Linked DNA regions of Homo sapiens: region 1 is linked to region 2. Evidence: read pairs that join two places in POLR2A ChIA-PET (ENCODE). Cell type or tissue: Panc1. All regions are shown on one strand. Links, peaks and the distances in the headings refer to the core of each region. The heading gives the core; the rest is flanking DNA.

What was found. ChIA-PET counts read pairs that join two places held together with the same protein. Peaks named below come from ENCODE experiments on the same cell type or tissue, not always from the same donor. Only the 100,000 strongest peaks of a DNase experiment are listed, where the experiment ranks them.
Region 1: POLR2A ChIA-PET joins it to region 2 with 10 read pairs; 5 of 35 experiments call an interaction of 5 or more read pairs at or near these places.

The regions. Positions count from the first base shown.
Region 1 is chr9:72,390,126-72,395,511 of GRCh38, reverse strand. No RefSeq gene overlaps it. Among named protein-coding and RNA genes, the nearest start is that of ZFAND5, 28 kb to the right of the region's middle. In Panc1, for the core only: no CTCF peak of the experiment used is centred there; no DNase peak of the experiment used is centred there.
Region 2 is chr9:72,468,248-72,473,633 of GRCh38, reverse strand. It overlaps the pseudogene LOC100289351. Among named protein-coding and RNA genes, the nearest start is that of TMC1, 51 kb to the left of the region's middle. RefSeq lists an enhancer at 1-26. In Panc1, for the core only: no CTCF peak of the experiment used is centred there; no DNase peak of the experiment used is centred there; H3K27ac peaks cover 1,332 bases.

The DNA of each region.
Region 1 (5,386 bases), core at 60-5,059, 78 kb after region 2:
TGGCAAACATGGTGAGACCCCGTCTCTACTAAAAATACAAAAAAATAGAGGGGCGTGGTGGCGGGCGCCTGCAGTCCTAGCTACTTGGGAGCCTGAGGCAGGAGAATGGCTTGAACTTGGGAGGCGGAGCCGAGATCGCGCCACTGCGCTCCAGCCTGGTCGACAGAGCAAGACTCCGTCTCATAAAATAAATAAATAAATAAATAAAATAAAAGCTACACTTCCACCTAAGTATAATGCAGCAGCTGTGAAATGGTGGGTGATGAGGACATTGTTTCCTTACATTAATTTTTTTTTTTTTTTGAGACGGAGTTTCGCTCTTGTTGCCCAGGCTGGAGTGCAGTGGCGCGATCTCGGCTCATGGCAACCTCCGCCTCCCGGGTTCAAGCGATTCTCCTGCCTTAGCCTCCCGAGTAGCTGGGACTACAGGCGCCCGCCACCATACCGGCTAATTTTGTATTTTTAGTTGAGACGGGGTTTCTCCATGTTGGTCAGGCTGGTCTTGAACTCCTGACCTCAGGTGATCCACCCGCCTCGGCCTCCCAAAGTGCTGGGATTACAGGCGTGAGCCACCGACCCTGGTTCCTTACATTAATTCTTATGAGGGACATCATACTGAGTTTTTGTAGAAGTGCAGAGATTTCAGTTGGTTTGTTTAGTTTTACGGGGATGACACAGGGGTGGGAGTGGGAGTGGTTTATGAAAGCCGTTGCACATTATGTTATTTATTAATAAAAATGCCTTTAAAATGAATTGAAGTCAGGAAAGGCAACAATAAAAACTCTTCTATCACAGTTCTAAATAATTGTACAATAAGTAAGATTTTGCTACTAAAACAAAAAAATTCTTCAATCTCTTTGGATGCTTCTCAAAGTTCTCACAAGTGATCTGAAAGTTACACAGAGAAAAGAGAATTTTTTACATTGAATATATAAAATTGTTTCAATAAATATTTAGGGCACTACAAAACAACTCACTAAAAAGTTAAAATTCCTCAAACTAAGTTAACTCAGTCAACAAATTTGTTTGTTTCTAATCTGGTTGTTCAGTCACACAGATGTTTAAAAAATATAAAAATGTTAATATAACATGATAGTTTTTCTTGATTATAAAATTAATAAGTATGCATTATTTTAAGAAGGAAATTACATAACAGAGAACAACGCTTTTACAGTTGGTTTGGGTTCTTATTTCATAATATGTGTATCAATTTGGAAATTTTCTTATTAACTTCCTGTGACCACAGTGGAGAAGTTAGCTTATTACACTGGTCTACATCTCTCAATTTTTAGCAGTTACAGCACTATTTTAGTTTCTCCATTGGTTACCTTTGTTATTTAAATAACTTTCTTAAACCACTAGTTCTTTTTATTTAAATCCTCTTTTCAGCTTGTGAAATAGGTCACACGCCAAAAAAATACATAAAGCAGAGATGTATTCCAAAGCAAACCTCCCTGAAATGGCTACTCAGGTCAAATAAAGGAGTGTCAGTCCCCAGAAGGTTCCTGCATGCCTCTCCAAGGCATAACTCACTCCCTTTTCCTAAAACATAAAACTCTTCTGACTTCTTTAGTAATAACTTCCTTGCTTTTCTTTATATTTTTGCTATCCAAGGATGCATCACTCAACACTATAATTTCACCTGTTTTTGAATTTTATGTAAATAGAATCATACACTATATATTATTTTGCATCAGGCTTTTCTTAGCTCAGTATTATGTTCATGAGATTCACTAATATTGTAGCATTCAGCTGCAGTCCATTAATATTCACTGCTATATAGAATTCCATGAGAGAGAGCCTTACAACTATTTATCCATGCTCCCATGGATGAATATTTTGGTTGTTCCCAGGTTTAGGCTATTGTGAATAAAGCTGTTATGAATTTTCTTATACATGTCTCCTGGTACACATGGGCATATATTTCTTTTAGATATATACCTAAGAGAGAAATTGCTAGGTCATGAGGTATGGTATCTTTAACTTTAATCAATAAAGCCAAATTGCTTTCCAAATTGGTTAAGCTAGTTTCTCTTTTCACCAGCAGTGGAGGAGAGTTCCAGGAGCAATCCTTGCTCTTTTTCAGTCTTTTTAAATTTTAGCTATTTTGAGAGGTGTGTAGTGGTACCTCTTTACTGTTTTAATTTGTGTTTTTCTGGTGGCTGAGATTGAATATCTTATCATATGCTTATTGATCAACTAGTTATATCCTGTTTTGAAGTGGCTGTTGAAAACTATTTGCTCATTTTTCTATTAAGTTGTATTTTCTTATTGGGGTGTATAAGCTCTTCAGATATTCTGGATATGGGTCCTTTGTTGGCTATAACAAATATTGATTAAACATGTATTCCAGATATTTTCAAGTCCATGGCTTGCCTTTTTACGATTTTTTAAATTTTACTTTAATTCTGGGACACATGTGCAGAATGTGCAGGTTTGTTACGTAGGTATACGTGTGCCATGGTGGTTTGCTGCACATATTGGTCTATCCTCTAAGGTCCCTCCCATCGCCCCCCACCCACTATTTTATTTTTAATGTTCTTATTTCACTGTAATCAAATTCATCAATCCTTATCTTAAAGGTTGGGGCTTCTTAATGTTTAATATGTTTTAAAATCACTCTCCCATATAGAGATTATGAATCTATTTTTTCTGTATTATCTTTTAAAGCCTTACTGTTTTGCCTTTGAAAGGGTCTATAATTTACCTGGAATTAATATTTTTGTTTACAGTGTGCAGTGAATTCAGCATTTTCTATTTTTTCCAGATAGAACATCCTCTTCCACACTGCTCTCAGGATCATTTTTGTCATTGCTATTTAATTTGTCATTACTATTTCAATTTTCAACAGATTCTCTTGATGCCTCATTTTATAAAATGAGAGCATTTGCATCCTTACCACTTCTTCCCTCTTCCCTATTTACTTTTCATTTTCCAAAATCTGTCAGCTAGAGCTTTACTTTAACATCATCAAAGCTGAGAGTGTTTACATTCTGTCCTTAATCAGGATTAACTCCTCCATGCTTTGTGCATCGGTTTATTTTAAAAGCTGATAATCAATAAACAAATTTTGCATTATTATGACTATTCATCACATTATTCATCACAGAGCCAGAGAGTGCTAATAATTACATTCCCTTGACTACATTTCTGATCCTGTAATCATTGTGTCACTCAAAAGAAAATACACTAGCACCAAGGTTAAATAGATTATCCTCTCTAATATTTTACCAATGGCTGAAAAAGATCATGTTTTAAATTATTTCATATTTGGAACATGACATTCTGGTAAATGTTATGATTTAGCTAGAGTTTCTGGCTATTCATTTTTGCTTTGTTAAGACTCATAGGTTTTTTTCCACCATATCCTAATATTTTGCAACTTTTCATTAGCAGCAGCTATTATCTGAAATATACTCCATTCATTTCCTTGAAAATAGACTTCTGTAAGTCTGCTGATTACTCTCCTAAATTAGACTAATTTTCTTCTTGGTCACACAACTGTTATACTTGGATGCTGTTTTAATATTCCTCTAAGCTAGTACTACCATTCGTATAGCCCTGGGAAGACTTAAGACAACTGCAAAGTTAGAGGGAACACAGCCCTATACTTGGATGCTGTTTTAATATTCCTCTAAGCTAGTACTACCATTCGTATAGCCCTGGGAAGACTTAAGACAACTGCAAAGTTAGAGGGAACACAGCCCACACAAGACCACCCTCAGGGCAGGTGCAGTGGCTCATACCTGTAATCCCAGCACTTGAGAGGTCAAGGTGGGAGGATCACTTGAGCCCAAGAGTTCGAGACCAGCTTGAGCAACATACTGAGACTCCATCTCTACAAAAGATAAAAAATTAGCTGGGCCTGGTGGCATGTGCCTGTAGTCCCAGCTACCCCAACCTGACTGACAGAGTGAGGTTTTGTCTCAAAAGAAAAAAGACCATCCTCATTAAATTGCAAGTTTGAGGAGTTGTCCAAACCATCTCCAGTTTTGATAATTTGCTAGAAAGACTCACAGAACTTTCTGAGTTACACTCACAGTTAAGATTTACCACAGAGAAAGGATATAGATTAAAATCAGTCAAAGGATAAAGTGCATAGTGCAGAGTCTAGGAAAGAACCAAATGCAGAGCTTCCATTTTCCTCTCCCCATGGATCAGGACATAGTACTTTTCCAGCATTGATGTATGACAATAAGCACAGGCTATCATTAACCAGGGAAGCTCAGCAGAGCCTCTGTGTTCAGAGCTTTTATTGAGGCTCCATTACAAAAACATGATTGACTATTCACATAGCTAATTTTAGTTTCCAGTCTCCAGTCACTCAAGGTGTGACCCAAAGCTCTCATCTTAAATCACATTTTTGGCATGGATCAAAGCTCCACCCTAAATCACATCTGTTACTGTCTGGCTAGCCAAAGCCCTCCAGGCAAACAAAGACACTCCTGTCAGACACGAGGATCCAAGGGCTTAGAGATGACTCCCAAAAGCTCAAGACAAAGGCCATTTCTTTTGGGACAAGGTTAAATTCATTACCACCCAATCATACGTCTTCTTCTTTTCTTGGTTTTCACCCTCATTTTACAGGCTTACATTCTCAAGTAAGGGTGCATGGATGTAAATTTTCATTTAGAATCTTTGGTGTTCTGAGATTTCATCATGAGGTCCCTAAAGGTGGGCCTTCTTCCTTTTTTTTTTTTTAAGACAGGGTCTCACTCTGACACCAGGCTAGAATACAGTGGCACAATCTCAGCTCACTGCAACCTCTGCCTCCTGGGTTCAAGCGATTCTCCTGCCTCAGCCACTCCAGTAGCTGAGATTACAGGTGTACACCACCAGGACCAGCTGATTTTTTTTTCATTTTTATTTTTTTGGAGACATAGTCTGGCTCTATTGCCCAGGTCGGAGTGCAGTGGCACAATCTCGGCGCACTGCAACCTCTGCCTCCCGATTCAAGCGATTCTCCTACCTCTGCCTCCCGTTTCAAGCGATTCTCCTACCTCAGCCTCTGGAGTAGCTGGGATTACCACACCCAGCTAATTTTTGTGCTTTTAGTAGAGATGGGGCTTCATCATGTTGGTCAGGCTGATCTTGAACCCTGACCTCAGGTGATCCATCCGCGTCGGCCTCCCAAGTGCTGGGATTACAGGCATGAGCCAACGCACCTGGCCACGATCCTTTGATTTTGAAGATCTCCCTGTAGCTATGGAAATACTCTTTCTTTGACAATTCCTTCGTCTCTATCATGAGTGTTTTGTCTTTTTAGAACTCCTGCTATTTAGCTATTGGACATCTTCGACTGAGGCTCCAGCTCTGAGTCCAAAGTTTCTCCAGCGTTCTTCAGGGCAACTTCGTGACTTCTATCCCTGTTGTTGCCTTCTCTCAT
Region 2 (5,386 bases), core at 107-5,106:
TGAAAAATCTCTACAATAGTTTGGGCTTTAGGCTTTTCCATGGCCTTTTTCCTTCTGCTCTTTTCCACTCTATTTTTTCCTCCAGAGGTTTTCATTTCTACCTAGACTACATGGCTTTCTTCACCTGTTAATCTATTGCCTAATAAACAAACCCAGTTGACCCTGAGCCAGTGGCTTTTTTCTTTCCTTCCTTTCTTCCACCCTTTCTTCCTTCTGTCCTTCTTCCTTCCGTATTTCCATGTGGTTTCCTAAGACACTAGACTTAGACCTAGTATTCCTAGATTGACCAAAGATCCCTGGTGTCCAATTGTGGAAAACGTCGGAAGGAGTTCTAGGCATGGTAGGCATCTCAGCAGGACTTGATGTAGACAGAGACCAGTGAGTAGCAGGATTTGCCTAGTGCCTCAGTTAAAGATTCTGCACCCTTGGTGTAAAACTGAAGAAGGTGGGGAATCCCAAGAATCATTGAGATTGAAACTCCCAACAGTCTATATTGGAGTCAAAATTAAATAGAAAGAAAAAAATAGAGGGGAAGGTAGGAAGGAAAAAAGGAATAAAGGAAGGCAATATTTCTTACATACTTAAGCTATGGGCTGACATTCATGAACACTAAGCTTTATTGACACAGTGATGTAGTAATGATATTTTCTTTATACATCATAAGAAAGATAGTTTTCATTCATAGCTACAGAGTAATCAGAGTAATTATTCTCAGACCAAGTAAAAATTTGATAGCTACCATTACTGAGCATCCACTAGGAACTTTATCTATATCTATATCTGTCTATCTATCTATCTATCTATCTATATATATATATATATATATTTTTTTTTTTTTTTTTTTTTTTTGAGATGGAGTCTCACTCTGTAGCCCAGGCTGGAGCACAGTGGCACGATGTCAGCTCACTGCAACCTCCAGCTCCCGGGTTCACGCCATTCTCCTGCCTCAGCCTCCCAAGTAGCTGGGACTACAGGCGCCTGCCACCATGCCCAGCTAATTTTTTTGTATTTTTAGTAGAGATGGGGTTTCACCATGTTAGCCAGGATAGTCTCGATCTCCTGACCTCGTGATCTGCCTGCTTCAGCCTCCCAAAGTGCTGGGATTACAGGCGTGAGCCACCGCGCCCAGCCTATCTACATTATTTTATTTTATCTCATCATCACGATGACTTTATAATCTTGGTTTTGTTATCTTTATTCTAGAGATGAAAACAACGGGCTCAGAAAGTTCAAGTAATTTGCCCAAGATTACACAGAAAGTAAGTGGCAGAACCGGGATTAGGAACCATGTGTCAAATGCCACACCTATGTTCTGTCTCCTAATCTGCCCTGTGGCCTGGGACTGTGCACTAGTCAAGACACAGTGACTAGAAATCTTATCGGAAGTTGGGATATTTCGGTTTAACTCAATACTTATTCTCATTGTTCTCCTGGCTTTCCCAAAGATTGACTTTCATGCACCTTTTATTCACATTTGTGTCTCCTATTGAGCAAATTCACTATCTAACCTTGGCCACAATCCCCTTTCAGCTCTTGGCCTCCTGTCAACACACTTCTATCATTTGACACCCCCATCTTCACATCCCTCATCCTCATCCATCCCCATCCCCTACTCTGACCATCCTGGGTCTGCTTTTGTTATGCCTGTCTGACACTGAGTTGATAGGGCCACTGTGTGACTCAAAGGAAATAGTAAGTGTCGAGGCAGCCATTCAGAGATTAAGATGGCTACAGGCTGCAGTAACCTGGGAAAGTTTCTGGAGAAGGAAGTTTGATGGGAAGAGATCATTAGATTAAGTGGAAAAGAGGAAGAAGACCATTATTTTTGGAAAGAAGTGGGTGAAAAACACTGGAAAATAAAAATGCAGACATTAAGTAGTCTACACTGGGAGAAGAAGATAATTGATCTTGATTATAGCAGGAGATTACTTTGGAAAAGTTAGTGGATGGCTTGATTTTTTTTTTTTTTTTTTTTTTTTTTTTGAGACAGAGTCTCCAACTGCCGCCTGGGCTGGAGTGCAACGGCGTGATCTTGGCTCACTGCAACCTCAGCCTCCTGGGGCTTGAATGTTTTAAAAGTTAAATTTACCTCAAATGTTGTATAGTATGTTTAGGAATAGAAAAGAATGAAGGCAAAAAATAATAATAATAATAATTGTCACTGCAAAATAGACAGGATCCAAAATGACCCCGTGGATCTAAGCTATAATAACTAAGACAATGACAATAACCACTAAAAGACACAGGAAATTCAAGAGGCAGACACTGGTTACAGACAAAGAACATGACTTTTCATTTAGCCATGATGTGCCTGGGGTAATTTGGTAATGTTCCAGTGAAACCACCATGCAAGAAGTTAGAACTGCATGACCAGAATTGGTAAAATTGGTCTAGGTGAAATTATCCATACAAAGGCGAGCTTTATTTCCATAAAAACAGATGAACTACCCAAAGGAATAGCAAAGACAAGATCAGAATTTATCAACACAACTATGGCTGCATTTATAGCCACAACAATTTGTGTGTGTGTATGTGTGAGAGCCAAAGTTTTATGTGTTCATTTATTGCATTTGAAGGACCCTTCGATAACATCCTTGGCTGAGACTCCTTGCCATAGTCCTTAACTACTACACAATTGCAACCAACCACTTTAAGGGGCTTCTTCTCTCTGTCAATTTTACAGAGGCCTACCCATTCCCCTAGTTTCTTATCTTTTCTTTCTTTCTTTTTTTTTTTTTTTTGAGACAGCATCTTGCTCTGTTGCCAGGCCGGAGTGCAGTGGCACAATCTCGGTTCACTGCAACCTCCGCCTTCCGGGTTCAAGTGATTCCGCTGCCTTAGCCTCCTGAGTAGCTGGCACTACAGGCATGCATGACCACGCCTGGCTAATTTTTTGTATTTTAGTAAAGACGGGGTTTCACCATGTTGGCCAGGTTGGTCTCAATCTCCTGACCTCATGATCCGCCTGCCTCAGCCTCCCAAAGTGCTGGGATTACAGGCGTGAGCCACTGCGCCCGGCATTCCCCTAGTTTCTTATTGTCATCAGCCTTAATTGGGTTCATTTGCTGTTCAGCACAAAGGGCATCCACCAACTTGACATGCACAGACTCATCACAGTTGGATGTAAGCAGACAAAGATGGGCTTGGCACTTGTGTAAGGCTTTGGCAGCTTCATGAATTCCACATGCTAGGCCACCATGGATGAGGGCGGTTTTCAGCACCTCTTGAAAAGCAGTATTAATGTCCATTACACCTCCAGCAATCCACAGCTATGGCGGTGGATTACAGGTGAAGTCAAATCTTGAATGCACTGCAGCCTCCACCTCCATGTGACTCAGTGGCAAGGTAAGAAGCCATGATTATTTATTGATGATTTATATATTCCAGAGATCAGAGTAGATAAAATTAATGTTTTCATTTCTAGAACAGACAAGCACACTTGGTTATTTTTTTAAAAAGTTAAAAAAATTATTAATTGTGGTAAAATGCACATATAAAATTTGCCATCTTAACCATTTTTAAGTGCACACTTCAGTGGTATAAAGTACATACAAACATCACCAACATCCATCTCCGGGAGGCAATTCATCTTGCAAAATTGAAACTCTATACCAATTAAATAACTCTCCATTCCTTCCTCACATCCCTCCATCCATAGCAACCCCCATTCTATTTTTTCTTTCTTTCTCTTTCTTTCTTTTTTTTTTTTTTTTGAGATGGAGATTCCCTCTATCGCCCATGCTGGAGTGCAGTGGCTCGATCATGGCTCACTGCAACCTCTGCCTCCTGGGTTCAAGCAATTGTCCTGCCTCAGCCTCCCAAATAGCTGGGATTACAGGCGTGTGCCACCATGCCTGGCTGACTTTTTGTATTTTTAATAGAGACGAGGTTTCGCCATGTTGGCCAGGCTGGTCTTGAACTCCTGACCTCAGGTGATCCACCCGCTTCGGCCTCCCACAGTGCTGGGATTACAGGCGTGAGCCACTGTGCCTGGCCCCACAATCCAGTTTTAGAACATGTTCATCACCTCAAAAATATAACTTTGTCAGTTTATGGTCATCCCTTGCTACCATCCCCAGCCCCAGGTCATAACTGATCTGTCTACTTCTCTATAGATTTGCCTGCACTCGATCAAATTTTACAAGTTATTTTTAAACTATCTTTTTAAAAAACTAGTATTTCATAGAATTATAGGGGGAAAAGTATGTCTTATAATCTCCTGTCAGTTTTTGTGTGTTTTTAACAAATCTCTGTTCACAGATCCATCATTTCAGCATCATGTTTTGTTTTTATTTTAGTCTTTGTCAAAAGAAAATTTGAAAACTGATCTTGTTGGTAAATGACACACTTAAATATGTTATTAGAATGTTATTTATTCCTTAGAGTTGTATCTCTTATCACTGACTAATTTCCTTCTAAAATAAGGCATGACATTTCCACTAAGGCACCCAGGTGAGTTATGTGCCTGTCCTAATCAACAGCCACCTGTCATGATCTAAACAGGTTTCCAGGTTGTTTATATTCTCTCTTCCTCCCTCCCTAACCCAGCACTGAACCTCTTACTGTTCAGTGCTGATCACATGTACTCCACACACACTACCACCTGTACTGAGTGGAATTCAGAAGCCTCAACTGAGCCTTAAATACACTGTAAGTGAATTCCTTAAGGCTTTGGCATGTGGAGGCCCACACCCATGGTTTCACACTGGGTTCCTTCCAAAGCAAGGTTTAAAAAAGAACAATGTGAAAGGTAAAATACACACACACACACACACACACACACACACACACACACAGAAATTTTAAAAAATAAGAAAGTGTTTTGTTAGGTCTTGATAAACAAATAATGTCTCTGATACCCAAGTACCTGAAACAATATAAAGACAGATTTTATCCCTGATTTTCTGAGGTGATGAGGTCAAATTCTGAGCTATAGGTTTACTAAATAGGTCAACTTCAGATTAAGAGCTTTGTGTTCAGCTGTTCCACGTGACGTGTATATGCTTTAGTGAGTTTCAGTTGAGGATGATGCCTTTAATAGAGTGAAACCACTTAATTTTAGTGTTAAGATTAAGACTTGAATCATACTGTGCCAAAGCAAGATAACAATGTAGGAGGGTATTATTACAGAGCAGGTTATGTTTGTGGCTTGACAATGTACCCCACACCCCTATCATCTCTGTGTGTTCAACTCAAAGGATGCTAAGTAGGGAATGAACACATTTGTCTAGAAACCAAGGAGTCTCTAGGAAAATAAAATGCTCAACCCCCAACTCTAATGAGTTTCACCATTTTAAATGGTCTCGACTGAGATCAGTGGACAGGGAAGGGCCCCAAGGATATGCTTCCGAAGGAGGAACCAACCCATCGTAAGAGAGGGGTCAAT